Regions from separate parts of the Mus musculus genome. Here region 2 is linked to region 1. Evidence: chromatin loops called from intact Hi-C (ENCODE). Cell type or tissue: heart. All regions are shown on one strand. Links, peaks and the distances in the headings refer to the core of each region. The heading gives the core; the rest is flanking DNA.

Evidence for each region. Hi-C counts contacts between places; a loop is a spot of excess contacts. Peaks named below come from ENCODE experiments on the same cell type or tissue, not always from the same donor. Only the 100,000 strongest peaks of a DNase experiment are listed, where the experiment ranks them.
Region 2: it touches region 1 in a loop (8-fold over the local background); 6 of 42 quality-filtered maps call a loop at or near these places.

The regions. Positions count from the first base shown.
Region 1 is chr4:125,954,693-125,970,036 of GRCm38, reverse strand. No RefSeq gene overlaps it. Among named protein-coding and RNA genes, the nearest start is that of 2610028E06Rik, 40 kb to the right of the region's middle. In heart, for the core only: a CTCF peak has its summit at 7,084 (motif pointing right); a DNase peak (open chromatin) is centred at 7,086; H3K27me3 peaks cover 2,345 bases.
Region 2 is chr4:125,478,153-125,493,496 of GRCm38, reverse strand. It overlaps Grik3 (glutamate receptor, ionotropic, kainate 3), which reads right to left and starts at 2,801. Exons shown (of 16, transcript NM_001081097.3): 1 at 2,552-2,801. The coding sequence starts at 2,666. In heart, for the core only: a CTCF peak has its summit at 6,734 (motif pointing left); no DNase peak of the experiment used is centred there; H3K4me3 peaks cover 2,573 bases; H3K27ac peaks cover 313 bases; H3K27me3 peaks cover 8,000 bases.

The sequences.
Region 1 (15,344 bases), core at 3,803-11,802:
AGGCCAGGTGACCCACCTTAAGTCACTAGGAGGAGGTCATGTGACCCGCCTGAGGGCGAGGGGGGGGGAGCTGAGCATTCTTTGCTGCTGAATTATATACATCTCTGGAGGAAGATAAAGGCGGGCTCCGCTCCACACCCCCCCCCCCCCGGGTCCTTGCTTATTTCTTAGCTTGGAGGAACTGAGCTAAGCCCCAGCTGGTAGAGAGGCTCAACAGCTGGGCTGGAGCTCTCAGCGCAATCAAAGCATCAGTGAGGTGTTAGCAGACAGCAGAGAGGTTTTAGGCGGAAGCCCTTACCCGAGCAGAGGCTGGAGAGATGACTGTTTTGCCCTGGATCTCAAGTGTCCAGTTCTGCCTGGCTCAGAGAATTCCTAGGTTCCTCTTGGCTCAGTTCATAGATGAGGTGGGGCCCCTGTGGACCGTGCTCACTGTGGCCAGGTGTTAGGTGAAGCATCTTCCTGTCATTCAATCCCAGGGCGATTCTCTGAATTAAACACTATCGCACAGAGTAAGAAACTGAGGCTGGCAGGGGTGGGGGGGTAAAGTGAGGCTGAGGATACGGCTCAGTTGGTAGAGTGCCTATAAGCACAGAGTCTGAAGCCCTGGGTTTGATCTCTAGCACCATGGAAACTTGGGATGATGGTGCAGAACTGTAATCTAAGCACATGGGAGGCAGAGACAGGAGAACAGAAGTTCAAAGCCATCCTTAGCTATAATGTGAGACCCTGTTTTTTTTTTAAAACGTCTTAGGTGAAGTGACTTACTTAGCATCTTACATCTTGTGAAGGAGGAAGCCTAGGTTCAGAGTAGTGTCCTCAGATAGACTTCTAACCACTCCACTAACATCCCTTGGGGGCATCCCTATCCCCAGTTTATCCCCATGGGACTCCTAGAGGTCCCTGGGACCTGGAAGACTGACTTCTGGTTTCGTGCTCAGACTTGTAGTCATTGAGTCTGCAGCTGCCAGGGCCTGGTGGCCCTGCCATGGAACACTGTCCCATTAGAACAAAAGCAAGTGAGAACTAGAGACCTCTAGGATCACAAGGTGACCCACAAGGCTATCCAGGATGGCAGTGACCTAGGAGGATCTGGTGAGGTAGAAGTCCCTGAGAGTAGGAACAGGGGTGCATAAAGGACAGCCCAGCCTTTGGGTTGGCACCCTAGGTTATGGCCTCTGGATCCAACTTTGCTGGCTGTGTGTACCAAAATTCCTTCCTCCAGTTTAATTAATTTGCGAATGTGGATCACAGAACTCAGGGAAACGTGATTCGTGGCTATTGAGTTGTTCAGGTATGTTACACAGTCAGATAGGTCGGGACAGGTATGACTGTGGGGAAGGAGCATGGGACTTTCATACCCTCCCTAGGAGTGTCCCCCTCCAGACATTGCCCTGAGTTCAGCAATCCAGAACACCCAAGACCCTGCCCTTCAGGTTTTAATGGAATCTCCCTTACCCTGGTGTGACTGTGGAAATCGCTGGACATTCTGTACTGAATTCTTACTTTCAGTCCCTCTATTTTTTTCTGGGGAGACAAGGATGAAGGCCATATCTTGTTTTTTTTTCCTGTGGGGGAGAGAGGCCAGCCTTTCCTCCTTCCTGAAGTTATGTAGGGTCATCAGCTGCCAGCCGTCTCAGCATATGTTATGGCCCAAATGCTGGGATCCCCACCCCCACTCCAGTTCATCTGTTGAGATCTACAGCTTAAGACATGGTATTAAAAGGCGGGGCATCCAGGGCAGTGATAAGCATGAGGGCTCTGCCCTCACCCCTGAGGTTAGTACCCGTATACAGGAAGCAGACAGCGCTGCCTGGTCCCTTCTGTTCCTCCAGTCACATGAAGATGCATAGCCACGAGCCACCATCCCTGGAGCCCTTCCAGACATCCAATCTGCCTGCCTCCAGAATTTCACAAAATATAATTCTTTCATGTATAAATTACCCAGTCTAAGGTATTTTGTTATAGCCATCCCAATGAACTAAGACAGTACACAAAAAGACTTGTTATTCCAGAGGTTCAAAATGCTTTAGGAACCGTGGGCCAGAAAATGGGATCCGAGGCCTAATCTAATATAGATTTCACAATCGCACACTTTGCTTATGTGTTTGCTAAAAGTCCCCAGGGAAGCCATCTGATTCTGGAGTTATCTTTTGAGAAGGTTGTTGTTACCTCAGATTCAGCTGGCTAAATAGATACTCTTCTTGAGTGTCTGTGGACTCTTGGCAGGGGATTGGCTCAGTGGGTAAAGGTGCTTCCTGCTTCCTCTACTGACCTGGGTTTGAGTCCCTGGAATCCACATGTAAAGTTGGATGTAGTACTCTATAACCCCAGTGCTCTTTTTGAAAGTTATTTTTTAATTATGTCTGTGTGTATGTGTGTTTGTGTATGGGTCTGTGCTCGTGAGTGCTGGGCCCTGTGCGATCCAGAAGGCAGCAGATTCCCTGGAACCAGAGTTCTAGGCAGTCATGAGCTGCCTGATGTGGATACTGGGAACTGAACTTGAGTTCCTCCTTAAGAGCAGAATGTAAGATGGGAGGCGAGAGCAGGAAAAATGGCCTGGAAGCTGGTGGGCCGGCTAGCCGGCCGGGAGTGTGAAGGGCAGAATAGAGAGATTCTGCCATCCAAGGTGGAAGGAGAGAACTGACTCCTCAGAGTTGTCCTCTGACCTCAAGCATGCGCATGCGTGGTGGTTTGAATGAGACTGGCCACCATAGGCTCATAGATTTGAATGCTTAGCTAGTCAAAGGTTGGGAAAGATTAAGAGGTGTGGTCTTGTTGGAGTATTGGAGGGGGTGTGGTCTTAGAGGAGGTATTATTACAGAGAATGGGCTTTGAAGTTTCAAAAGCCCAGGCCAGCCCAGTCTGTCTGTCTGTCCATCTGTCTGTTCATCCATCTGTCCATTCAGCGCAACCATGTTCCCCACCATGATGATGACGGACTAACTTTCTGAAACTGTGAAACCAGCCTCCAATTAAATGCGGTTTCTTTCTTTTTTTAAGACTTATTTGCCAGGCGGTGGTGGCACACGCCTTTAATCCCAGCACTCGGGAGGTAGAGGCCGGCGGATTTCTGAGTTCGAGGCCAGCCTGGTCTACAGAGTGAGTTCCAGGACAGCCAGGGCTACACAGAGAAACCCTGTCTCGAAAAACCAAAAAACCAAAAAAAAAAAAAAAAAAAAAAAAAAAAAAAAGACTTATTTTTCTGAGCCTGGCATGGTAGTGCACACCTTTAATCCCAGCACTCCGGAGGCAGAAGCAGTTGGATTTCTGTGAGTTTGAGGTCAGCCTGGTCTACAGAGCAAGTTCCAGGACAGCCAGGAGCTACAAGAAAAAAAAAAAAAAAAAACCACAAGGGGGCTGGAGAGATGGCTCAGTGGTTAAGAGTACCTGCTGCTACTTCCAGAGGACCTGGGTTCAATTCCTAGCACCCATATGGCAGCTCACAACGGTCTGTAACTCATTTTTAAGGAATTGATTCCTTCTTCTGACTGCCTTAGACACCAGGCAAGCATGTGGTATACATATATACATGCAGGCAAAACACTCATATGCATAAAATCAAACAAAACAAAAGGTTTGTTTTTCAAGTTAAGTATATGCGTGGGTGTTGCTGTGTGTGTATGTGGCCATGTGTGGTGGTGCCTCTGAAGGCCAGGAGAGGGTCTCAGGTGCTTTCATTCAAGGTTCTGACCTTGCACACACATAAGTGTGGCGGTTTGAAGGAGACGGAAGGGTTAGGAGGTGTGGCCTTGTTAGAGTATTGGATGGGCGTGGTCTCGGAGTCTGGGAACCAAATTTAAGAAACAACCGATAGGATGAACATAAATATTAACTGAGAGGAGGTTTATTAGACTGACTTAAGGTTGTCCAACGACGAGTGTCTCAATGATGGAAAGACGGAGAATCCAGTATTAGCTCTGTCCAGGAGGCTGGGTATCCCAGCAGTCCTTCTCATGCTGGAGACTGGGAGGAATCCTGGAGAGCTTCTGGTCTTCAGTGTGCACTGAAATCCTGAAGAAATTGGATTTCCCGCCAGCCACAGCAACAAGATACACAAACTTGGCAGTGAGAGTGGGGGCAGCAGACAGGAAGCGACGCATCCTTCTCCCATGTCCTTTCGCGAAGGCCGCCACCAGGAGATGTGACGCAGATTTAGGGTGGGTCTTCTTTCTGCAAATAATCTGATTAAGAAAATCTCATTCTAGAGTGCCCCGCAGTTTGGGTTTAGTTGATTCCAGGTGTAGCAGACGACGAAGCTTAGCTATCATAGGTCCCGTGGAGCTGGAATTGCCGTCAGTTGTGAGCTATGATGTGAGTGGCTGAGACCCAAACTCAGGTCCTCTGCAGGATCAAGAGGTGTCTTGTGGCTAAGGCATTGATCCAGCCTCGTTTCCTAGTTTTCATTCTCCTCAAAATACTTTGTGGTTTCTCCTTTCAGTTACTGACTTACAGGTTATTAAAGGTATTCTCTGTCTCTCTCTGTCTCTGCCTCTCTCTCTCCCTCTGTCTCTCTGTGTGTCTGTCTCTCTCTGTGAGTAGGCACACACATGTCATACAGCATATACCCATGTCAGAGGACAACCTTGTCTGTTGATCCTTGCCTTCTACTTTGGAACATGACCTCTCTTGTTGCCTGCTGCCTATGTCAGGCTGGCTGGCCTTGGAGCTTGCACGGATTCTCCCGTCTCTGCCCTTATCTCCTCATAGGGTGTGCAGAATTGTACCTGCATGCACCACTGTGTCTGGTTTTTAACCTGGGTTCTGGGGAACTCAGGTCATCAGCCTTGCATTGCAAGTGCTTTGCCTACCAGGCCATCTTTCCTCCTTACAGGGTCTGGCACTGAACCTAAAGCTCACTGACTTGACTAGATTGGCTGGCCACTAAAGCCGAGGAATCCCCCTGTTTCCATTCACCAACAGCTGAGATTATAGTTGGGAACTACCCAGCTTGGCTTTTGATGTAGGTGCCAGGGATTTGAACTCAGGTCCTCATGTTCATGCAGCAAGCACTTTGCAGACAAAACCATCTTCCTAGCCCATGATCCTTTAAAATTTCCCATGCATACTTGAAAAGAATATGCATTCTGATGTTGAATGGTGTGTTCTGAAAACATCAATTAGAGCATGCTGTTTATAGTGTTGCTTAAATCTTCTGACTCTTTAGTGATTTTTCTGCCTGCCTGTTTTATCAGTTATTGAGCGATGGATATTGAGATTGCCAGCTATAATTGTGGATCTGTCTGGTTTTTTTGTTGTTGTTGTTGCTATTCTATTTTTTGCATCATGTATTTTGAAACTCGTGATGAGATGCATAAGCAGTTTGAATTGCTGTGTTTTCCTGATTAATTGGCCCATGGTCATTATGATCAGCAATATTGGTATGATCTGAAATATATTTTGTCTGTTGTCAATGTAGTTACTCAGGCTTCTCTTTTCATTAAAAAGTTGTTTTTTGAGACAGGGTCTCATGTCTCTCAGGCTGACCTTGAACTTTAGAGTCTCCCGCTTCCACGACCCAAGCTCATACCTGGCTCAGTTTTTGCTTACTTAGTGGTAGGAAGATATGCCTTTTTACATTCTTCTATTCTTAAGTTTTTTTTTTTTGAGCCCAGGATCTTACTCTGCAGCCCTGGCTGGCCTGTGCTCTCTATGTAGACCAGGTTGGTTTTGAACTCACTTACCTCTGTCTCCGAAGTGCTGGGATTAAAGGTGTGAGCTGCCACATCCTTCACATTCCTCTATTCTTAACCTACTTTATCTTTATATTTAATATACTTATTTTTTGAGACAGGTTCTGTTTAGTCTCAGCTGTCCTGGAACTAGCTATGTAGACCAGTCTGGCCTCAAACCAACAGAGAACCTCCCCCTCTGTCTCTTGAGTGCTAGGATTAAGAGTAAGCACCACCATGCATAGCTTAGTATTTCTTTTGAAACAACAGGTAGTTGAGACTTGCTTTAAAAAAAAAGATTTATTTACTTTTATTTTGAATATTTGGGTGTGCCAGCCGGAGTTTATTATATGCATCTGTGCATGAAGGGGCCTTCTGAGATCCAATTAGAGTGTCCAGTACCCTGGAACTGGAGTTATACCTGGTCATGGGCAGCCATGTGGGTACTGAGAACCAATTCTTGGTCCTCTGCAAGAGCAGAAAGTACTCATAACTGGTAAACCTCATCTCAAGTCTTGTGTTTCTATTTTTATTTTAAAAACCCACCTGACTGTCTCTGCCTTTTTAACTGTGGGTGTTGGGTCATTTACATTTAATATAATTATTGATTACCTGGTTATTTATGTAATAATTGTCTCATCTGTTTGTTGTTCTTTTAGGTTGTACTTCTAAGACTTGTTAGGTGAGGCCAGAGATGGGCATTTAGGACCTTTTATTTCTTGCTGTTCAGGCAGGACTCCAGGCGATCTGCCCATAGCGTGTGAATTAGGCTTTCTAGTTGCAGTAAGCAGGGGTGATTCTGGGATGGAAATGATGGCTCACACTGTCCCCTTTCTTTTGGGTGGTTATGTCCTGGCCTTGGCCATTTTACTGAACACACATGCTGCCCGGTTCTCTGGAGGATGCCTGATAGGGAACTCTGTACACTTACAGTTAGAGCAGGAGGCACAAAAGGACCAAGGACAAGATATCTTCAAAGACCTGCTTCCTATGACCTACTTCAGCTTGGTCCAGTTTCCAAGTATACAGAATCCTCCGGAATAATAGTACCTCCATCTGGGGACCAAATGGTCTAAATATGAGCCCATGGAGGGACTGAAGCCATTAACCACTGTCTAGGCTCTGCCGTTAGTAGAGGGGGACTTCCTCGAGGGCAGAGACTTGGTTAGGGTTGGGTTGCTTGTTTCTAGAACAATGTTGGTATACAGTAGGTGCTTAATGAAACAGAGCAAACATATGAATAGATATTTTTGGGCATTAGGTAAATCCACTTCTTGTGTGACCCTGAACCAGACATGTGACCCCTCAGGTGGCATCCTTAGTGGGTACTGTCCATTCTGCCCATTTATAATGCTGGAGAGGGCCAGGTCTGGATACAAGGATGATTGATAGCTCTAGGCTTTGGATTGGCACTGTCACCACCAGAGGGCGCCCGATGCCCACACTATGGATCGGGGCTTTCCGAAGCTGTCGGATGCAGGTGGTACAGGTTTCAATTCCTGTTGCTCCTTTTCCATGGTTCCCCACTTAGAGACAGCCCTGGGGGGATTTCCCACCGTTGTTTTCCCACATAAAGGAAAGTGCGGGTCCATTAGGGTGAGGACTGTTCTAAATGTTCCATGACTTCTTCTGTGTGCTAGACTCCAAACCTTACCTTGGACAAGATAAGGACATTCCTAGTGTTCTAGAGCTGGGTCCTCTTAGACCCAGGAAAACCCTTCACCCAAGGTCACATCTCAGCTGTGGGTGTGTTTGGTCCCAATGAACCTCCTGTTCTGAGTGTGCCCATGGCCTCGGAACCGGTCTCTTTCCAGTTATGCTCTTTTACCCAACTGCAGCCCCAGAGCCTTTGCTTTGCTGTTCCCTCCAACAACACTGTCCCTGCCGTTCTTCATACAGTTGGCAATTCAGGCGGCAGGTCAGGTGCTCCCTCCCAGAGAAGTCTTAAGTGTCGATACCCGACTCCATCCAACCACCCGCTTGTTTTGCGTCCTCTAGAAATGGTTCTCAATCTAGGGGTCACGACCCCTGGGGCTCTAAAGACCCTTTCACAGATATTTATAATCGTGACCTTCTAAAGACCCTTTCACATTTATTCAGATTTCACATTTATTCACAACAGCAGAAGAATTGCCGTTATGAAGTAGCAATGAAAACAATTTTGTTGGGGGTTACCATAATACCAGGAGCTATTGAAAGGTTGCAGCGTTAGGGAGGTTGAGAACCACTGTTCTAGAGCATTTTTAACCCCTCTGAAGTCAGCCGTGTTCCTGGTTTCTGATGGCTAATGCTGTCAGTTATTAGAAGGAAGGCCCATGGCCAGCGTGTTTCCAGAAAGGCTCTGTATTGCACTTGGCAGTGGGAGAAGCCATGTGGGCACTTCTGAGCGAGGGAGTGATAGGGCGGTGGGCTGCTTGTCACCCCCATCCTCAGACACCTAAGTGGAACTTTAGTTCCTCCTGCTTAAACTCTGGGTTTTTGTTGTTGTTGTTGCTGCTGTTTTGTTTTGTTTGCCAGTGAGGGGGACAGGGTGGTGGCTAAGAGTCACAGGGGGAAGAGAGATTTTTCTCTGGGTACGCTTTTGTGTGAATTATGAATTACACGCCTATATTGACTATTGGAAACGATGAGTGAGAGGCTGGGGAGATGCCTCAGTGGGCAAATTGTATACAGCCACGAGGACCAGAGTTTGAGCCCCAGACACCGAGTAAAAAGCCAGGTGCTTTGGCAAGCTTTTTAAATCTCAGCACCAGGGAGGTGGAGACATGGGGATCCCTGGGGTTCACTGGCCAGCGGCTTAGCTTAACTGACCAGCCTCACATCAACCAATGAGAGGGTGCCATCTCAACACACACACACACACACACACACACACACACACACCACACACACACACACACACACACACACACACACACACACCAGAACAAATACACTTCCCCCTCCAAACTACAACATCAAAACCCCCTGCAGGGCGGCTGCTACCTCAGCTGATCAGAGGTGAACCATTACCTCATACAGTCACAGGCACATGTAACCCTATGTTACTGCACCAACACGGACATACCCCCACCTACACTCTGACCCCCAATGAACAAACAACAAATCTAAGAAATCAAGCCAGTCTGCCCAGGCAGACCCTGCAGACTGTGGTCAGGCCTAGGAACTGACAGAACTTGTTGAGGGGCAGGTTTGGGGTTGCCTGCTGGACCACACCATCTTTGGGCAGCCTCTGTCTGTGCAGCCAGGTGAGGCAGAGGCCACAGTCCTCTTACAGTGTGAGGGATAGGGGCACTTGTTTTAATTCTCGCCTGTGCAGCTTGGTCACCGGGACTGTGGCATAGCACTCTAAACTCAATTAGAAATTTAACAAACCTTATAAATCCTCCCTCGCCCGTGCCTTGTAAATCTCCAGAGTGGGGCTGGCTTAGCACTTATCCATCTCCAGCTAATGACCTCCCCAGCCCAGCCTGGGAGTGATTCCGGCTGGCGACAGGTCTAATTAGAGAGCAGGATCTGCAGCTCCCTGGCACTGTTAGGAGGGAGGAAGAGCTGTTCCTATTCTGGGAGGTGGGGCCACACCAGAGAGGTGAGTTCCATCCCTCGTCTAGCCCGGGCCCCAAGACCCTTTGGTCCATCAGAGGAGAGCTGAGAATGGTATGACAAGAACCTGATTCTTTAATTGGTGTTAGCCCTGTTGAAACTCGCATGCACGCCACTGTTTAGGGATGCCTGCTGAGTGACCAAGAGTCACCAGGACCCTAAATGGCCTTCTAGGTGGCAGCATGCTTGTAGGATGGTCTGAGGCCATGTTGTGGTGTGTGTGGTGGAGATTGGCTGTGGGTGCTGATCTCCCAGTCCATGCTAGAGCATGTGACCAAAAAGGGATTTGGCAGCCCCTTCAATAAGGAAGGGGCCAAGCTCAGGCTTAATGAACAGAGTGGATTTTCCAGCCATGGGAGGATACCAAGCCCCCTCTTTGTGGATCTACAGGGCAGGACTTTGGATTGTCATGGAGCCTCTATGGTGAACCTCAGCAGACACTGGACTCCATTGTCACCTTGACCTTGGACTTCTCTCTTTCTAGAGCCACAAGAAGTAGATGTGTCTTGCTAGAGGCCATCTTGCTTATCTGGGGTGTGGTTCTGGAGCCCCTCTTTTACCCATGGCCCTATGTCTCCATGCAAGAAGTGCCTTGGCTCTGGGCCTGAGGTGACAGATGCCAGGTTTTAATTCCTCAAGGCTCCTCTGACTCCTCCAGCCCTGACCTCAGAGCAGGCACCGGGAGGAAGTCCCGGTAATTGGCTTCATCCAACCCTCATCTTCAGTGGTGTGAAAGGGAAAGTTATAAATATTTTTTATCTATAACTCAGGACGAATAAAAATTTAATTACACTGAAAAATTTAAATTTCATAAGAAATAAATATTAATCTTGGAGAGTGACTTTTGTGGGAAGTTAACTTTCAAATGTCTTCAGTCTAGAGGGACCTGAGGGCTGAGAGGGAGCAGGTGGCTGGCTGGTCGTTCTGGATCTGGGGGGGGGGGCGGCGGGGGGGGGGCAGTGTTGCTACTCCTGGGAGCTCAGGTCTCCGGGCAGGAGCAGCTGACCCCTTGGCAGCCTAATAGTATAGGTAGGATTGCATCGCACAGCCTGCTGGCTTGCCCTCCCCACTTCCTGTTCAGCCTTAGGGTACCCCTCCCTCTCTCCCTCCCTCCTCCTCCCCCCAGCAGTAATAAATCACTTAGCAGGCCCAGACATTTTACTAGGTTCTGAGGAATGTCACGGGAGGGAATATCAAGCTTCATCCTTGTCCCCGATCTGTGTAGGTCACACGAAGGAGGCAGGCAGGAATCTAACGGGGACAATGACATCCTCCACTGGCCCCTCTTCTCTACTCAGCTTTTGCTATTACTTTATTATTTCAGAATTTAAGTATAACGGACACTTAGAGAGGCGCATGAGAGAGACCCATTCGGCTCGGTGGCTGACGACAGTCTGTGGGAATACACTGTTGGTGTTAGGGAACACAATAGCCCCTTGTGCTGGGCATTTGGGGTAGGGAAGGCCTTGCCATGGGGCTCCTCACAGGCTGATGGATGGTTTTGGAAGCCTCACAAGGGAGATAATGGCTTGCGGGTAGGATGGACCAATAATACTAATATCTCAAAGCATACAGAACATTTTTCATGCCCTGGCTCAGTTCTAGGTGCCTGACGGGTATCAGCTCTGAGGAAACCCCTAGAGTAGGTGCTGGCCCCTGCCCCATTTTATTGATGATTCACATAGACATCAATATATAACAAATTCAATGTCACCCAGGTCACGAGAGGCAGCGCAGGCTTACACATGGGGCCCCTGACTTAGAGCCTCCAAGTTCCTCAGAGATGGGAATACCCAGGCCTTGGTCCTAAGAGGCCCAGAGCCTCTGGTAGTTTAGTTCCTCTGCTGGGAAGCCTTGGGCAAAGGTTGAAGTCTTTCTGAGTATCAGTTTCTTCTTTTGAGGAATGTTGATGAAAACCTTCATGCGAGGGTTTGCAGGGTGGAACCGGGTGGCGGACGCAGATGTCTCTACCCTCCTGACTGAGCCTCTTTGGCCATGCTCTGCTGGATGCGGGGACATGAAGCACCCACATCTCACCTGCTCTCACTTTGAACATCATTCTGTTAGGCCCCTGGGCCTTGGCAAGAGCAGAGGAGGATGGGGTAGCCAAAAACTTCCCTGGGGAGCAGTGAGGGAGAGTGAGTGGGGACCAGCAGACCTCTGGAGGAGGGTGCTGTGTGGGTGTCCCATAGAGGACTGTAGCATCTTCTGCTGTGCCAAGATGAGGCTGGCCTGCATTGAGAGCTGTATCACAGTCATGTTTCCACTGCAAAGAGACAAGAGCATAAGCCATGGGACTCTGCCCAAATGGAGGAGGCGGTGGGTGGGAGACTATAGACTTGTCTTGCAAATATAAATCCTGGTCCTTGAGCCTGAGACCAAGGTGAGACCAGTACCAGCTCAGGGCAGTGGACCGAGGCCCATAGGTCTTGCAAGCCTTCAGGTGCCAGTGATATGTGGCTGGGACAATCTGTCTTTATATGCCAAAGAAGGTCCAGAGGGCTCTCCATGGACATGGAGTAGGAGATCTGCAGTTCCCTAGGGACTAAACAAACCAGGTTCCTCTTGGAACTGGCAAGTACCTGTGGCCTTATGTGGCTTACTCAGGCCTCTGCAAGTGGCAGAGGGGAAGCCATCTTTCGTATGTGTCTGTGTGTCTGTGTGTGCTGTGTGGTGTCTTTAATGCGTTCATCCATGCGTGACTGCGTGCATAGGCCAGAGGTTGACCACAGGTGTCTTCCTCAAAAGTTTTCCAGTTTATTTTTAAAGATAGGGTCACAAGTTGGCTAGGTTAGCTAGCTAGGGAGCCCAGGAATCCACCTGTCTCCATCCACCCTGATCTGGGACTACAGATTTACATGGCCACAGCTGGTTTTTATTACATGGGTTCTGGGGACCCAAACTCAGGACCCTTCACGCTTACTGACTGGGCTACCTCCCCAGCCCTGGCAAATTCTTCTTTTACAACCCAAACTCAGGCAAATTTGATTTTCCTCCAGCTACACCCACAGCTCCCATTTCCAAGCAAGGACGACACATGTACACACATGCACACTCATGCACACACATGTACACACAAGCCCTGAGATGCATGCTTCTCAGGGCTTGTGTGCCCATACACATTCCTCCATTGTTGCCTACGCCATGGGGGAACTGTGTGTCCCTGGAACTCACCCTCCTGGCTTCCTTCTGCTGATGGAATGCTGTAATATTTTTCTATTAAATGTTGCATTTGTTGTGCAGTTTAGTAGCTTCCCTCATTAAAAACGATATTATCCCCATAAATAAGCCGATGCCCAGGAAGAGTCCCGACTGCATTTCTCTTCCTAATTGAGACACTTAGCTTTGATTTGCACGTCGGCACGTAGTGAGCGGATTAATTTTCAATTAATGCTCCTGGGCGGGCGGCTGCAGGCAGTGTGGGCGTGCAGCCCAGTGGCCTGGGAACAGCCGCCTTAGCAGGGGGCTAGGGTACGCAGGGGCCAGTGAGTGCGAGGGGCCCCTGAAGAAATTCTGGAGTTTTGTGGTTTTGTTCTTGGAGGCAGAGGAGTCCCTGGGGGCTCATCTGTGGCCACTCCAGCATCAGAAGAGCCCCTCCTTTGGTGATGGAAGGCCCTGGTCCTGCTTAGCCCATGACTGTTGCAACTCCTTTGGAGACATGGCAGATTTGAATTGAACATCACGGTGGCTTCTGTGCCTCATCACCCCTGATGCCTGCTTGGAAGGACATGATGCCCCATGTGTAGGTGGCTGTCCCTTTTCTCTTTGGCCTGTAAGCTCCTGGGACCTTGAGGGAGCAAGAGAGCTGAAGAACAGGCATGACCATTCTTACATTTAGTTATTTTACAAGCGCACACGTGCGTGTGTGTGTGTGTGTGTTTGTTTGTGTTTGTGTGTGTGTGAGAGAGATAGGGTCTTATGTAGTATGGGCTATCCTTGAACTTGCTTATATAGCTGAGCATAGCATTGAATTCCTGATCCTTCTGCTTCAACCCCCAGAGTGCTGAGAATATAGGCAAGCGCTACTCCATCTGCTTCCCACATTTATTAATTTTTTTATTTTTATTTTTTTTTTGTCTTAGGGTTTCCATTGCTGTGAAGTAACACCATGACCAAGGCAACTCTTACAAAGGACAACATTTAATTGGGGCTGGCTTACAGGTTCAGAGGTTCAGTCTGCTATCATCATGGCAGGAAGCATGGCCACATCCAGGCAGGCATGGCGCTGGAAAAGGAGCTGAGAGTTCAATATCTTGTTCCAAAGTCAAACAGGAGAAGACTGTCTCATGGGCAGCTAGGAAGAGGATCTCAAAACTCACCCCCACAATGACACACTTCCTCCAACCATTCCGACAAGGCCAGATCTCCTAATAGTCCCTGGGCCAACCATATTCAAACCACCACCGTTTTGTTTTGTGGACAGGTTGGCCCAGAACTCAGATCAACAACCCTATCTTGTCCTCTTGAGAGCTGGGGTTACAGGTGGGTGTCACCACATCTGACCAAGCCCACCATCACATCTGGCCAAGCCTTCCTACAGTTATCTTTGATGGCACCAGTGAGGTCATCCCTTACTCCTGAGTCTCAGGCAAGTCCTCCCAGCTCCTGCTGAGGACAGGCTCCTCCCCCCACTCCCCGCCCCATCATCTTGACTCTCTAGCTAAATAGTAAGGTTAACTATTTCTCTTACACAGAAAATCTGCTTGGAGCTTTTCCACTAAAGCAGGAGAAATTTCCTGAACCAGCCAGCACCTGTCCTGTCTCCTGGACACAACAGTGCCTATTCTCCAAGTGTCAGCCATGAGCACATTGCTGTGTGCTCTCCCCTCTCTGCCCCATCCCCACCCCCGTAGGCCTCTGACTTCTCAATAAATGCTTGGGAGATGGTATAGCACCAGGGGAGGGGGGCAGACTCAAGCCAGAGACCCTGGCTTCATGTACTGATTTTTCCACTTAGCCAGTGCTTTGGTCACATTATTCCATCTCCATTAAGCCTTGGTTTCTGCTGTCAAACAAGGATGACAGCAGGAGAACCTGTCTCATTGCGTGTTGTGGCAGCTAAATGAGCTAAAACATTAGCTCCTGACATTCTAGGGATGGCCTTTGGACTGGATAGCACCAGGATCTCAGCCCACACCGGCTGGGTCCAACTCTGTATTTCAACAAAGCACCCATGTGTGTGTCTGATACATCATTCAATTGGAGAAGTTCTGATTTAGGCTGGAGCGCCTACCTCTGCCTCTCCCCACCTCCTGTCCCTCTTTGGGGTCTTAGAGAAAATGGGTCCATTTCTTGGAAGTGATGGAAGGTTGAATCAGAAGGAACTTCTTGGGGTTAGAGGAACCAACCACACACACACACACACACAGACACACACACACACACACACACATACACACATACACACACACGTACACACACATATACACACACACATACACACACATATACACACACACATACACACACATACACATACACACATACACACATTCATACACAAACACACATACACACATACACATACACACACACACATACACACACATACACACACATACACACATACACACCCACACACATTCATTAAAGGTGTACTTTTTGGGCTATTTTATTGGATTCTTACATTTACCATCCTTCAACCCTTACTCCACCCTGATCTCTTCCAACCCCAATACTAGCTAGGAAAGAAAGAAGGTTAGAGGGGAAAGGAGGCATAGACCTCTTTAGACTATTTCCTGCTGATTAGGGGCATTGAGTTCCCTGGGGCAAGTCCAATCCTCCTAGTCAGGATATCTGGCAATCCATCCACAGCAAATGCGACAGCAAGAGGAACAGCAGTGGCCACAGGCACTCTCTTGGCTTTTGGATTTATACCATCTCGAGAGTCCCAGAGTTCCAAACGTGACCTCTCTGTTGCTGGCAAAAATCACATCCCTCAGTGGCTGTGGATAAACTGAAGCAGCCCCCAAACCCACACCTGGGATTAAAATAAAAACATGTTCATATAACTGGGCTTTTAAAGAAACCAAAATTCGCTGGGCGGTGGTGGCGCACACCTTTAATCCCAGC
Region 2 (15,344 bases), core at 1-8,000, 470 kb after region 1:
TGAACACTCTGTCACACTGCTGAGCGATCCATCTCCTTGTCTAGGAGGGAATTTCAGCCCCCAAAAGAGGCACAAAGAGAAGGGGCGGGGAACACCCTCCCCAGGCCAGAGAGCCCATCTTGCACCTGCAGGTAAACCCTCTCTGGTCCTGTGCTCAGCGACGACGCCTGGCTGCTGGAGGAGGGATTCGGGCTCCAAGCTCCAGCCGCTCCAGCAGAAGCACCCAGCATGCTTCAGAGAAGCTCAGTTTCCAGGGCCTCGATCCCTGCAGCCCCAGCCAAGAGAGAGGCCTCAGATCCCAGAGATGGGGATAGAGAGACTGCATCCAGCCTAGCCAAGGCAGTAGTATCTTTGGGTTGCAGCATGTCTTCCCTCCCCTCCTCTCCCCTCCTCCTCCTCCTCCTCCTCCTCTTCCTCCTCCTCTTCCTCCTCCTCACTCTGCTTCCCTATTCCTGGTGCTCTACCTCCAGCTGAGGTTCAACTTCAAGCTCTAGAAGGACAGGCAGCTCCAAAGAAGCCCAGAGGCCTCAAATCCTTCCCATCCTCCACCCAAAGCTGGCCCTGCTCCAGTAGTCACGTTTGGCATCAGTACAGCACCCCAGTCCTCGGGCTGGGAGTCAAATAGGGCAGGGCTCTTGGATATAAATGGTCTGGGCCGACACGCTAATTAATCCTAGGGCTTAATATGAAGAAGATTAGAAGAGAGGGGGCTCTGCCGTCCCTAATTGCGCTATTACACTGTGACTCACGAAAGGGACGGGTTTGGAATGTGTTCTTTCTCCGGGCAATGAGCAGACCTCTATATACTGTCCCAGTGGCAAGAGCAGGTGAGGTCTAGTTACCCTGCCCATTTGCAGCCCATATCTCTGAGGCTGTGGTTAACCTGTTCCTGTCTCTCTAGGCTTCTAAAGATTTCCATTCCTGAAACTGGGCTGGAAACACACCCACCCCACCCTCTGGAGGGGAAAGACCAAGGAAGACAGGCCTGCAAAGCGTGGGGGTGGGGGAAACACAGCACCCTTCGAGGTCCCCTCTCTATCTCAAGGACACTCTACCATGAAGGTCCCCCAAAACCACAAGGACTGAGAGAGGAAATAATAAAAATGAAAAAAGCGGTGGCCCACTACTAAACGATTAGCTAGAATGGTGGCCAAGCCAGTTCTGGGGCAGTAATAGACAGGAAACATTCGTGGCAGCCCAGACACCTGGACTTCAAAGGGTTAAACTTGACTGTGAGGTCTGTCCCCAGATCCCCCCCCCTCCCTTCCCTAGGAGCCTCAGGGTGTTGTGCCTGCCCATCCTGGTCCGGAATCGGACTGTAGGCACTGGAAGACCTCAACATCTGCAGATCTGAGGATCGTTCTCTGTTCCCGTTCTGAAGCTGAGTTCAAGTGGACGTGGCTCCGGGTAGAGTGAACGAGAGGACTGCCTCCTAGGAGAAACCTCAAGTACCCATAAACCAAGCCTGGCCCGAGTTTCCTGCATCCTCGTCGCACTGCCGGCCACATAAAGTCCGCTCTTGCAGAAGCAAAGGCAGCCCCTTGAAGAGAGTCCTGGAGGAGGAGGAGGAAGGTTGCCTTGTCTCGGTAGAGCTCGGTAGGCTGCGCACCAGATGTTGGTGTCTCGCGAGCCCGAGCTGCCCAGGTCTCCGGCCTGGTGCGGGCCGCCCACGGTAACGATGGCTCCTGGGTAGCCCAGCTTAGCTCAGCCCCGAGAAGTGAGTGGGCTAAAGACTCGCGTGGGCTCCCGCCCAGCCCTGAGCGCTGCCACGCAGGGTGCCTCCGGCGGCCACAACAAAGTTAAAGCCCAGAGTAAGAAATCTGCAGCGGTGAGAGAAGCCGAGAAGCCAGAGCCCCAAAAAGCCGCGCGCAGACTGCCAGCCGCCGCCAGCTGCGGAGGGATTTCGGCTAACTTTAAAAGCCACTCGCAACCCTCGTCCCCGGCTGCGCAGGGTTGCCTCCTGCGCTTCCTTTTCCCAGTCTCGGTTACTCCTCATCGAAAGAGGCCTGGGCCTGGGGGACCTGCTCTAGCGACAAGCAGGGGACTGACCCTCTCCTGCCCCGAGCCTCGGCCAACTAGGGGCAAGGAAATCCGCCATCCTAATCCGGCGAATCCATCCCCTGTACCCCTTGCTCCAGCGAGGTGCCCGTGGGGGGGAGAGAAGTTGGCGCCTTCCCCAGGGCTCCCACTCTGCGCAGAAGCCAGTCCCAGAACTAGGTCTGCGGCCATCCTTGCCAGCAGTCGCGGCGAAATTCCCCCGAGGCGCTGGCTTAGGGCTAGAACCTTCGCCACACTCCACCGCGTCGCCTACCCCGGAGCGTATCCAGGTTCCCTAGCCACCGCGGCCCGGTTGCCTCTTCCCCGTAAGGCCCCGCGACCCGGGCTTTGGAACTTTGTCCTCCCCCTCTAAGAGCTCCCAGCAGACACCCGAACCCTGCAGCCTAGAGGGAGGTTGGGACAATCTTTCGGATCACGTTCAGAGCACCACTATCCCCCAATTCCCGTCCCCACCCGAGCGCGCAGAGACCCCCGGCTCTAGGGGAGCCCTTACCGATCCGGATGACGTGGGGCATCCCGCGCGAGTCTGGGATCCAGAAGGCGCACACTAGGAACCCGGCCCAGTATTCCCAAACCAGACTCCGGAGGCGCCGCCAGGGAGCGGTCATCGTTGGGCGCCACGGAGCGTGCCCGGGGCGCGGCCGTGGCGGGCTCCCTGGGGCGGCAGCTCTAGGCGCGGGCGCGCAGCAGCCCCCGAGGCGCCGCCTGGCCCAGCCGCCCGGCTCCGGAGCGCCTCTGCGAGTGGGGGGCGCCCCGCGGCGCTGCGCACATCTTACTGGGGGGCCGCCCCGCCGGCGCCCGCCCCGCCTCGGCTGCCGCCCACGGGCCGCCCGCGAGCGAAGGCTCCTGGGCTCCGCCCGGGCTCCGCTCGGACTCGGCTGCGGCGTCTCCGGCTCGCGTCGGCTCGGCTCCCGCGCGGGCTTCCCACCTGCCCCGGCTGCCGGGCGGGCTTGCACGCGTCTCCGGCCGCTCCTCCTCCAGCCGCCGCTGATGCTATCGCCCGGGCTCGCACAAAGCCCCGGAGTGGAGTTGCACGCGCGCACACACTCCCTCCCAGCCCCCTCCCCCGCGCCCTGCCTCCCGCCTCCCGCGCCGCCCGCCGCCCGCGCTCCCTCCGCGTACTCCCCCGCGCACACACGCTTCCCACTCACACTCGCCCGGGTGCACACTTGCGCGCTCACACCTGCGCAGGGGGCGGGGAAAGGGACCCTGGACAGGATTTGGGAGGGGGGACACCCGGAGGATGGAGACTATCCTCCGCAGCTGAGGCGTCCCCATCTGCCCTGCCGCCCCCAGGGCAAGGCACTGAGCCGGGGAGCCAAGCGTAAAGCGGCGGAGCTGGCACCAGGAGCTGGGAGACGGCGGCAACCCAGCGGCCCGACCAGCTGGAAGAGACGCGCCCGCCGAGAGCCGCGAGACCCGGAGCCTGCCGTCTGCGGAGCCTCGCCTTTCAGCTCCCACGCGGCCGACGCTGGCTGGACGGCGGCGGCAGGAGACTGACCTGGAGCTGTTTTTCACTCTTGATCTCTAGCCCTTGGGAAAGCAGGGCTGGCCCAGGGCTTGGAGGTTTAGGGAGTGGGGTTGGGAGTAGAAATCAGAGAACCGTAGGAGCTGAACTAGGGAATGCGGAGCTTCAGAAACTAACCGTGAGGGAGACACCAGGCCAGACCCTCTGCGTGGAAGGTAGGACTTGACCACGCACCATCAGTAGGAGGACTACTGAGAAAATTCGCAAAAGCCTTCGTTTTCGAGGGCCGCTGGAGTTGGAGCCCGCTGGGTTCTCAGTCCTCTTCCGCAACTATGCGGGAGGAACTGGAGCCCCCTCCCGGATTCCTCCTGAGAAACAATACAGAGAAACTGTATTGTTCATGGGACAGAGTAGGATACACAGGGGGGGAAGCCGAAAGGGTTAAAAAGAAATGTTGTTTATTACCAATAATAAATTTTTTTTCAAGTGGCGCTGGGTGCTGAGGGAAGAGAAGGGCTGTGAAGCGAGGCAGGAGCAGGAGGCTGCGAATTACGCAGCTAGGCGAGTTTAATGACCTTTTTGACAGAGACAAAGCGGTACCGATACAGTAGATAAATAAACGGATCTGTCACCGGGCAGCGGCTAGGCTGTGTGCGAATTTATTTTTCTCATTTAAATAATTTGATCTATTCAATCATTTCCAATCTCTCCCATTTGCCAGCTGCCTGGTAAGAGCATGGCCCCCTACATCTGAAGAGCAAATCTTTAATTTTCCTACAAATAGATAATGCGTTGCGCTCCAAACAGGCCTGTTAATTTTGCCGTCTTTTCTTTCCCGCCCTATGTGGCGCAGGGCTTCCAGGCATTGTGTGGAGTTGTGAATAAGGCAGTGTAGCCAATTAGCAATTAGGAAGGGACTTCTTCCCATCTGAACTTGCACCAGTGGCCTTGGGAGCAAAGGGTTCCTGGGCTCTGCCCAATAAAAGAGAGGCGTGTGTACGAGTTCCGGGACATCCTAGGTGATCAGCTGTTATGCAGAGGTCTCTGAATAGGCCATGCTTGGGCCTTCCCTGGAGCCAGAATGGCTAGTTCCCCAATCGGGCCTCTGAATTTGCCCAAAGAAGCAAAGACACACAGATCGGCAGCGTCAGGATCCGCAGTTGCCCCCTCTCCATGGGATCTTACAGGATAGGCCCACAAGGACCTAGCAAGGAGGCATGCAGAAGAGGGGAGCAGAGGATCCATGGGACATAGTTGAGAGCCTCTTCACCGGAGACACACCCTGGCAGCGCATTGCCTGACCCTCAGATTCCACAGCTTGTTCGATTGGTTCCCGGAAGGGAAAGGACCTGGCTGTGTTTTTGAAGGAAGATAATCCTATGCCCTGACAGTGACAGGGAAAGAGCTGAGAAGAGAGCAGCTACCAGTGCCTAAGGCTGACTAACTCTAAAGGTGGCATGTGAGTGGACTGGGTACAGAGGACATGTGGCTTAGCAGGAAATGGAAGAAGCAGAAAGGTAGAGGTGTGGCTAGAGGGAAGAACACTTCTGAGGCCAGCTGGAGGAAGGAGCCCTGAAGGGTGGGGGCAGTCTCCCTAAAAGCTAGCTGAGGTGGTATCACAGTCGTACATGGATGAAGAAGATCTAAACTCCCCCAAAGGTGAGAGTATGGCTCTGTCCTCAAAGTCCCCTCACCAGCACCCCCAGGAAGCAGGCACCCCAGCCAACTGCATCCCTAAGCAGTGTGTCTCCGTAACCAAGGATGGAGGCTGGTCTCTGGCTCCCTTTAAGTTGCAGTGGGCACAGCCTCCTGGCTGCAGTGATTGTATATGGCTCAGGCAGGGTTGAGAGCCCCTCTTGGAACGCTGGGGTAGATCTGGGTAGAAGTTGCTATCCCCAGTTCAGGACCTGACATTTGCTCTTGACCCAAGTTGTGTGTGATGCTAGGGCATTTCCACATGAACAGCAGCAGCATCCCTTTCCGCCATGGGGGACGGGTGGGATGCGCTACACACCACACACACACACACACACACACACACACACCAGCCTCAATGACAGCCAGGACTCTCCTGATTACCATACATTTTCTGCGTTCCAGGAAAGGTACTCACAACCTTGTCTGTCACTCCATCTGATCCTCCCCATGACACACTGTGACAGTCTTTTGTTATTTTTCCACTTTACAGATGACGAACCTAAGCTTAAAAAGTCCAAAGACATACACAGCTAGCTTCTTTCCTCCTTCCCTCTCTCCCTTCCTTTCCTCCCTCCCTCCCTTCCTTCCTTCCTTCCTTTCACTAATATTTATTAGGCGCTACTGTTTGCCAGGCTGGGTTCCCACATAGACCCAGCAGGCTGTTGAGTTGACAGTATTGCCCTGTGGTGTCCAACACCACCTGGGCTGAGCGGAAACAGCTCTATCAAGAGCCTCTTGGCCCCCTGCAGAAACCCCTGTAGCCTCTGGCTGCCTGAGGCGGGGCAGAAAGCAGAGAGGGATGGGGTGGGGTGTCCTTAACCAGAGTAAACTGGAGAGCTCAGCCCCCACCCCTCCCCCAAATCTGCAGTCCTCTCAGGCCACCCCAAAGCCAGCAGATAGCCGGATTGGCAAGATCTCAATCCCCCTCTCTGGAGATTGGGAGCCGCCAATCCTGGCTTTTGGAATTGTTGGTAAACAAGCCTACCCACCAGCCAGGCCTCAGCTCCCCGCTCCCCCATGAGGCAGCCAGCACTGGATTTATGAGGCCTCCAAACCTCATTCAGACTAATGCAGCTTTTCATTCCCAAATAAAAGGGGCCGCTGTCTGAAAGGACAAGTGCTCCCGAATTTCATTAACATCCCCTAAAACGGCTGAGCTGGCCCAAGCCGCTGCCAGCTAGATTCATGCCTCCCACTGGCTCACAGGTGGGGGTGTGGATAAGGCTTGGAAGAAGGGGGCAATACCTTCAGGGCCCCCAAGCCCCCAGTCCCTTCCTCCAATCCCTACGTCTGTGGTTAAGGAGGGGAGCCCCCATGGGTGGCCAAGCTAGCTCCTCTGGATGTGTCCCCCGTGTGCGTGTTTTGTTTAGACTGATCCACTCGGCTCTCAGTCCCTCCACAATCACTGTGAGTGATGAGGCCCTGGGCTCGAGTTACTGAGATTCATGACTCCGCTTCCCGGGGAAGCCACTGAGCAGAGCGCGCAGTTCCTGAGTGGAGATTCCTAGGACTTGAGTGCCCTCTGCTGAAGCCTGCTTATTGTCAACTCCTTTGCAGGCAGGTGCTGATGGTCTGGACACTGTAGCCCGGCCTGCGGGGGCCGGGGGGGGGGGGGTGCGCTCTGGACCCTTCCCTCTGTGACTCAGAAAATGGCCTACTGGGGTTGTAATTTGCAACCCACTCTTCTGATGCTGTGGTGAGAACAAGAGAGAAAGAAAAAGAGAGAGACTGCTCAACCTGGAGGTCTCCATCTCCAGACCCCACTCTATTTCCCTGGACCCTCTCAACGGCCAAACACACACTTACCACAAAAGTCAAGAGGTGACCTATAGCCTTAGAGACAGGCACATCAGTCTGGGGACTTTATCCCTTCCCCGTGTCCCAAGAATGAAGAGAACAGCATAGGTCAACAGCCACCCAAGCAATCGGCGAGCCAGGGAAAGGGACATCACCTTAGATTTTTGTCAGGAGCCAAGCAAGTTCATTCCCACTGAAGTCAATTCTTGTGTTTATTGTCAGCTTAACCTGAGGCTGCGAGTTATTTCTCCGCGGTGAGGGAAGACAGGTAGACAAGCCACCGGAGATAGGTTATTTTTACTGACGTCTGCTCTTCAGTGGTTGGGGACAGTAGCTGATGCACGGATACTCATACATGGAGATTCTTACTGTATGTGCACACAGTGGAACAGCTGCTAATGGGTAAGGTGGAGAGCCAACCCACTGCTGTGAGATGAGGCTCCTCCCCTGGCTTCCCATGACTCCAGTAATGGGGACCACAGTCACGCTAGCTGGCTGACTCCAACAATTACCCAGAGTCCCTAATTTACTTATGCGATCATTCATTCATTCACTCACTCATTAGATCACCCATTCATCTTTAGCCCCTTAGACAGCTACTCACTCATTGATTCATTTGTTCTTTTCAATCCCTTACCAAATTCTCCCCTCACCCATTCATACGGTCAATCTCTAATTAATTCATCCAGTCCCCCCATTGATCCACTTAGGCATCCACTTACAGGAGGCTTTTGTGTGTTTGTTTGTTCACTGGAGCCCTCACTTGCTTCTTTATTCATTCTCTCACTCTTGCGTTCACCAGTTCCTTCATTCATACATTCGCACAGTCATCTGCTCCTTTGTCATTCATCTGTCCACTCGCTCAGTCACTAGTCCTTTGTTCTGCCTCCTAGCCACGCACTCCTTCACCCTCACACACCTCCCCAGAAGACCCAGCAAAAACACCTGCCTGCTGCTTACCCCAGCCAATTGGGGCTGAGCCTCAGATGCCCTCCAATCACTTATGCCAACCCAGGACACTCCAGGAATGTGCTGAGCTCTCCACGACGCATCCTTTAGAGCTGCTGCTCCTCCTACCTCCCACTGTACCATGATATTCAGCAACCTTCAGGATTCGGCCCTCATCTCTGGCCCCAGGAATGGTCTAGCATCTGTCCTCCTCACAAAGATGAAGAAGGCCCTGAAAGACCCAGCATCTGTGCCTGATGATGGATGGGACACTCTGGAGGTCACGTAGTGCCACCACACAGAGCCAGGAGTCACACTAGCTTCCAGTTGCAGCCCTCTTCTCTTGTCCTTGAAATAACCCAAGTGTACAGGGATGAAGAAACGGGTCCAGAGGAGCTAAGGAACTTGCAGGGGAGAGTGGAAGCTGGCCATCCCCCATGCTGGTGGAGAGTGGAAGCTGGCCATCCCCACACTGGCGCCAGGAAGAAGGCAGAGAAGAATGTGTCCACATGTATGTGAATGAATGAGCAAATGAATGAAGTAGTGAATGAATGATGTGCCCTTCCCCCTAATAACTATAAGTAATGAAACAGAGTTTCCAACTCACATTTCTAGCCCTCAAGTCCAGTGCTGTTTCAGCTGCTTAACGATTCAGTCCCTCTCATATCTTAGACTCTCTTGGGGGGGGGGGGGGAAGCAAACCCAGAGGGGCCAGGGGGCAGATCTAAAGCATAAGTTGGCCAACAATAGATTTGGGTAGGGAAGTCTCCCGAGGAGGCTGCAGAACCAGTTCTCAGGCGCACCTGTCATCCGGCCCCCTCCATAGGCAGGGGGCTGCCACCACCCCTCCTTAGAGAGAAAGATACCCAGTGTGCTGGGGAAATCCAATCGCTGAGTGATAAGAAAATAAACAAGTGAACTTCTCCAAGTTTGCCAGACTTCCCTGCCCGAGGCCAGCTTAATTAAAGTTGATGTAGAATTTAAAAGTGGGAAAATAATTAGGGCAAGTGGTAGAAAAAGAGAGAGGAAGGAAAACATTGTTTTGTTTTGTTTTTGCTCCCTCTTAATTATGCCACAGCCTGTCTCTCCCGTGGATCCCATCCCAAGGCCGCCTTCCGCCAAGATTCCAGCAGGTGGGCCACTGTGTGAGTGGCACACGCACACCTGTGCCTCGCTGGCACACAGGTATTGCGCTTCTCTGCCCGAAAGACAGGCAAGGTGGCAAGCAGCCAGACTGTCAGCAGAGAGAAAGAAGCACGTGCCCTGGACACTTAGAAGGAAGAGTTGGGAGGAGGCTGGGGCAGCAGGGCTGGGGGAGATGATGCTGTCATCCCACTGCAGGACAGCAAGGAATGGGCACCAGGGTGCAGGCATAACCCCACCCCCAAGTCATGGATAGCACATCCCCAGTGATATACCCATCCCCTGTCCCACCTTGCTTCAGAGAAAGAAGATATTTCCAGCGATGGGCAAATGATGGAGAAAGCACTTGGGGTTTGTGCCCAGAACAGGGCTGAAGGCAGCCAAAATTTCAGCCACAGCAGATGATGGGAAATATGCCCACTCCACACACAAGAACCCCTGCATGCAGATGTGCCTTGGTTTTTGTTTGTTTGTTGCTAGGAGGCCAGAGAGCCCTGTAGAACCACCAAAGGTAGAGACAGTCTGGAGAGAGGAAAGCCTCACTCGGGGAACAAAAGGGTGGAAGAAAAGTCCTCAAGATTTCTTTCAAAGGAATGGATTTTTCTAGTTTCATGAGAGAAATGAGAGAATCTGTCCCCAGAGCTGTGCTTTGCCCTGCACAATTCATAGGTGCAGATGCATGCCCCTGCTACTGCAAAACACACACACACACACACACACACACACACACACCACACACAGACACACACACACAGACACACACACACAGACACACACACACACAGACAGACACACACACACACACACACACACACACACACACACGATACAAAGTTCTACCATCCAACTAGAATGAAAGGAACCACAAACTGTAAAACCAGATCGCCTGGCTGCAAATGAGCCCTGTCCCCTCCTAGGAGATTATGATCTGCCCTGCAGAGCTGTTGGGAGGATTAAGGGAGTTGATAGGTACAGTGTGCTTAGGGACCTTGTCTGGCACTCTATGAAGGCGAGTGGCATTTGGCAATCAACTGTCCTGCCTGCTTGCACGTGTCTGATTCCAGAGTTGGGCTCATGGCTCTTCTCTAACCCTTCGTAGCATGCACAATATTCTTATGTATGTTCTGACATGTATGTGAGTGCATACAACAGACATACAAACATACATAATACATACAAAGACCCCATATACACCACACGCAAAACATACATATACTACACATACCACATGCATACATATTTACAAACCACACTTAAATACATACAGCATACACACTATACACATATTATAACTATATACTCACAAACTACACATACATTTTACATATAAATATATACAGAATACACACACACACACACACACACACACAAGCACGCACAAATGCACTCTCACTCAGGCTTGCCTCCCAGCTGCTACTTTGGGGAGCTTTGTGGGGGGTTTTAAAAGGCAGAATCTCACTATGTAGCTTTGGTTAGCCAGGAGCCTCAGAATGGAGACCAGTCTGGCCTCAAACTCATAGAGGTTGTTCTGCCGCTTCCTCCTGAACACGAGAATTAAAGGTAAATGTAACCACACCGGCTTACCACCTTTCACCTTACCACCTTCCACCTTTTGGCATCCCTCAGGCTCCCTCCATATGGAGCCCTCAGTCCTACTTGCTTGGATACTGTTAGCCTTTTCCTGTGTCTTTTCCTGTGTCCCTGACCTCCCGAGGGAAGCTGCTGTACCTCTGTGGTGAAAGGACACTTCAGAAGAGCTATTCAGAAAGAGAAGAGGTCCCTGTCCCTTGGGTGGGGGCCCTGGAAGATGCCAAACTGGCCATTCCAAGGTCCGGCTGCTTGGTGTGAGGTACCCCAGTATTTCTAGGGGCAGAAGAAACGGAAGCAGCAAAGAGGAGCCTGGGGGGGGGGGCCGCAAGGCTGAGACCTTGATGGAGAGGTTGGGCTGCTGGAGCCAGGCTCAGCTCCGTTATCTCTGAGGCAGCAGGAGGATGAGGTGACAAAGAAGAGAGCTCTGCCAATCAGTTAATCCCAGGCTCCACCGTCCACCTGGGTTTGGTTGGGTTGGGTACCAGGCTCATTTCTCTGATTTGGCTTCCTTTCATTATGTAGACTCAGCCAGCCAAATCTCTTTCCTCTCGGATGTGCACACGCATCCCTTCTAAGCCACAGCACACACAGAACTTGGGGACAAGTGGGGACCAGATTAGAGGACAAAGAACAGGCATCTTCATCCTTCAGGCATCCAAGGAACTCTGACCCACGGGGCTGAGGGACAGGAGGTCAGCCATGAGTCAGGCGACTTGGCCCTGCCTCAGGAAGGAGAGGAACACCCAGGAGGCGTGGGATGGTTTCTGTATATTACCCTTCTGCTGGCTGTCCCTGAGAAAGCCTCCAGGCAACTGTCTCAGGGAGCCAAGAGGCCTTGGCTAAGGGGTTTGCTGATGCTTATTCTTGTGACCAGAGGCAGGCACCAAAAAACAGAGGTATGGAGGAGAAAGAATCCTGAAGCTCATGTTGGGAAGCTTGGGGTAATGCCCACATCTGCACACTCGCCATAGAGCAAAAATAGAAGCGGGTTTCCAGATCCTCCAAGGGAGAGCACTTTAATAGCAATCACAGTAGAATCTACTTCCCAGACCTGCCCAGCTGCTTCCCCCCTCCCGCCCATTCATTATCGTATCCCAAACATCCCTGGAAATCCACTCTTCAGGCAGGCTGAGGGGATACAGGAAGGCTGTAGAGTCACAAGTGGGTTTTCAAGAGATCAGCGTGAGCAAGCCAAGATGCACAGGCAAAGACAGAGGGATGCAGCCAAAGTTTCTGGGGTCAGAGGAGAGGATAAAGAGATTATGTGCCAGGGACAAATGAGAGCTCTGACAAGCCAGGGCCTCATATGCAAAGCAGGAGCCCCTGAAGCACAGGCCAGGTGGGAGGAAGACAGAGGGGGGTTTCCGCTGGCGTCTTGGGGGAAGAGCAGATGAAACAAAGTCAAAGGCTTGGATGTCAAAGGTAAGGCCTCTTTCCCCCATAAGCAGATCTCAGTGCCCAGCAAGGGAAACATGGGTGTGGGTGAAGAAGGAAGGGGAGATGCTCCTGCTGAGAGTGGCTGCTGCAGATAGCAGGAGCCGGAAGCCAGGCTCAGCATCTTCTCTTAGGAAGACACCTGGGGTCCCATGAAGCTTCAGTAGCACCATCCATGCCCCTACCAGACAATACACTGGTAGGACCCCTAGTGTGTGTTCTGTGGCCACCTACTCTGTGCACAGCTCTGGATCCCTGTCCTTCGGGAACTCTCAGGACACCTGATGAGCAAGGCCTGGCAATAGAGCTTCCATACATCAGACCAAGCACTCCCAAGCTGATGCTATGGGAGCTGAAAAGGCCCCTAGCAAACACCAATGGAATCCTTGATCAAGATCAGCGCAGGAAAGGCCTGTTGAAGGAGCTTTTCTAAAATGGAAAGAGAGATGAGTGATCCGCTCCTACTCCTCCAGGTACTACTGGATAAATACGTCAGGTGAGCACTGAGCAAACTTTACTCTTGTGTCCCTGACTACAGGCACACTGCATTCGTGAGCCCTGAAGTCAGAGTCAGGAACAGAGACTCTGACAGAAGTGTGTGTGTGTGTGTGTTCATTTAGTTGTCGTTTACCTAATACAAACACCCTCTGTTCGATGAGTCCTACTCAGTGATTTCTGGTAATTGTACAGCGTTGAGCAGCTAACCCTACAATTCAGGGTTCGAGCACTTTCGTCACTTCTTTCAATATACCTTAGAACCCACCCACCCCTGTCCTTAATCTGGAGATTTTGACTCAGCATTTTCGGAGGGGGATACTTGGGTCTTTGGAGATTGGTAGTCTCTGGGCTGCTTGTTGAGAAATACGGGGTGGGGGGGCATTTTGCTCCTAACCATCAAATGGCTCCCAGAGAAGATTCTCAGGGTGGGAAGCAAGAAAAACAAGTAATGAGCAGATTAGTGTAATCCTAGGACCCGGGAGTCTGAGGCAGGAGGATCTTGAGTTCAGAGCCAGCTTGAGCTACATAGAGAAACACCTCCCACTCCCTCAAAAGATAAATGGTATTTATAGTCACCGAGTGCTTGCTTCATGTTAAGCACAGTTCAAGGCATTTGGCATAAATTAGTTCTTAAATCCTCGAAATTCTGCTCTGAGTGGTCCCTATGGAGATTCTCACTTGATGGATGATGGAGACCTCGTTAAGGAGTGGTCAGCCAGGTTCTTAACCCAGGAAGCCAGCTCTTACTGCCTAACCTCTAGATGCACCAGTGTCCGCAGGCTGCATCTTCCACGGGCGCTGTGTCCACTGCTCCCCCCCCCCTCCACTTCTACCCTTTCATGCCTTTGGGCCTTTGCACACGCTTTTTCCTCCTACCTAGATTTTCCCATACCCTTTCCCTCCACTGGGACTTGCCATTGATGTTTCAAAATCCAGCTTCAATGTCAACGTTTTTGTGATCCTTTCTTTAAGTTCCCCAGACAAAGTCAGTCCCCGCCTTTCCCTTGTGCTTTGCTGGCATCTCAATTAAGGAGTGGATTTCCTTATACCACAATGAACAACTTGCTGCTACACTGTCTGGCTCCCCACTTTGACCATGATCTCCAGATCAAGGGCAGTGACCGCACAGTGTCCACAGCCCCCACAGTGGCTGGACTATAGGGTAGGATTGGTGAAGAACCACGGTCCAGCCAGGAGCAGGGGCACTATGCTGCAGGCTACACAGCCATCTCATCTGAGCTCCACTATAGGAATTTTCAGTTGTATCAGTTCTGACCCTCCAGGCCCTCTCCACCCCAGGGCTTGAGCTGCCATTTTTCAAATGTCAGAGGATCACATTTCCAGCCATAGCAGACCCAACACCAATTTATCTCTTCATCTCCTGAGTGTGATCACATGATCTGGCCCACAGTGAACACTTGGTAAAAAAAAAAAAAAAAAAAAAAAAAAAAAAAAAAAATCGGTGCAAATGTGTGAATGAGGCCTCTTCCCTAAAAGGAGTCTGTCAGGCTCCCATCTTCTTTCTGCTTAAAGACGTTGGGATCTTTCCTAACTTCACTTATGCGGGAGGTTAATTCAAGTGCTTTCTAGCTTCGTAAGCAATAAACAACGCTGCCGTGTTGGGCTGAGTTGTTCCGCGTGCCATATTGATGGATTGGGGGGGGGGTGAGGGATGGGCCGGGGGCGTTACTAGGATTAGCATTACAGGGAATGTTACATGCCCTTCCTTAATTACTTTCTTCCCTTTAATTAGATGTTGGAGGAGGGGTGCCCAGGGGAGAAAGACTGAAAGTCATTGCAGAGAGGATGAGTGTTGGTAGCATCCTGCCTTGTGGTAGGACAGAAGTCATCAGTAGGTCGTAGGAAGCGAGAAGGGGCCAGCTTCTCTGTAGATGGATTCTAGTCATAGATGGTCCCAGAAGTATCTGCTCTCTGGGGTCTTTCCAGCCAGAAACATTGCTTTTACACCTGCTTATTCCTTCCTAGTGTCTTTCTACCTTCAGAAACAGGTCCAGCCTCTTGCTTGCTGCCGGTGAGCCTTTTCTGCCTCATCCCGCTCCACTCGTGTCCATGACACAAGTCCTCCATAGTGGCACAGCATGGGGACTCAGGTCAGCTCTTCACTTGTCCTGGCCGGCCAAGAACTCTAGGGTAAGTCTTTGTCCTGCCAGAAAGTATCATTAGGCCCCATCCTCTATGGAGAACCCCCAAATGTCCTGATCAGGGTGTGAGAGGCAGGCAGTGACCGACAGGCAGAGATCACTTCTCATCAGGACCTCTGATACTGACAGACAACACTAATGACCTGCGGAGAGTGACACCCCCACCCACACTCCCACCCAGCTCCAGGAGCACAGCTAGAAAAGCACCAACAGGTGTTTGACACCCATGAATCTTTTCCCTGCACTACTGCAGACCAAGCATAAGCCCAGTAACTCCATAGCTTGCAATGCTGTTTCCCAGATCGGATCCAAACCCACAGGGCAGGCAGCACAGCTGCTGCAGGCATCAGGCATCAGAAGGTGGGGCAGTTTCCTCAGGCCATGGTTGATAGGTACCCGGTGGGGCCCACCATCCCTCGCTCAAACCAGCTTCCTGTGCCAAGCCACTTCCTCTTTTCCCCACTGCCTGCGGGAGAGGAGCTCCAAGCCCAGCCCATCTGCCGCATTTTCCCGAGACTCCTGAGACGATCCAATTCCGCACACCAGAT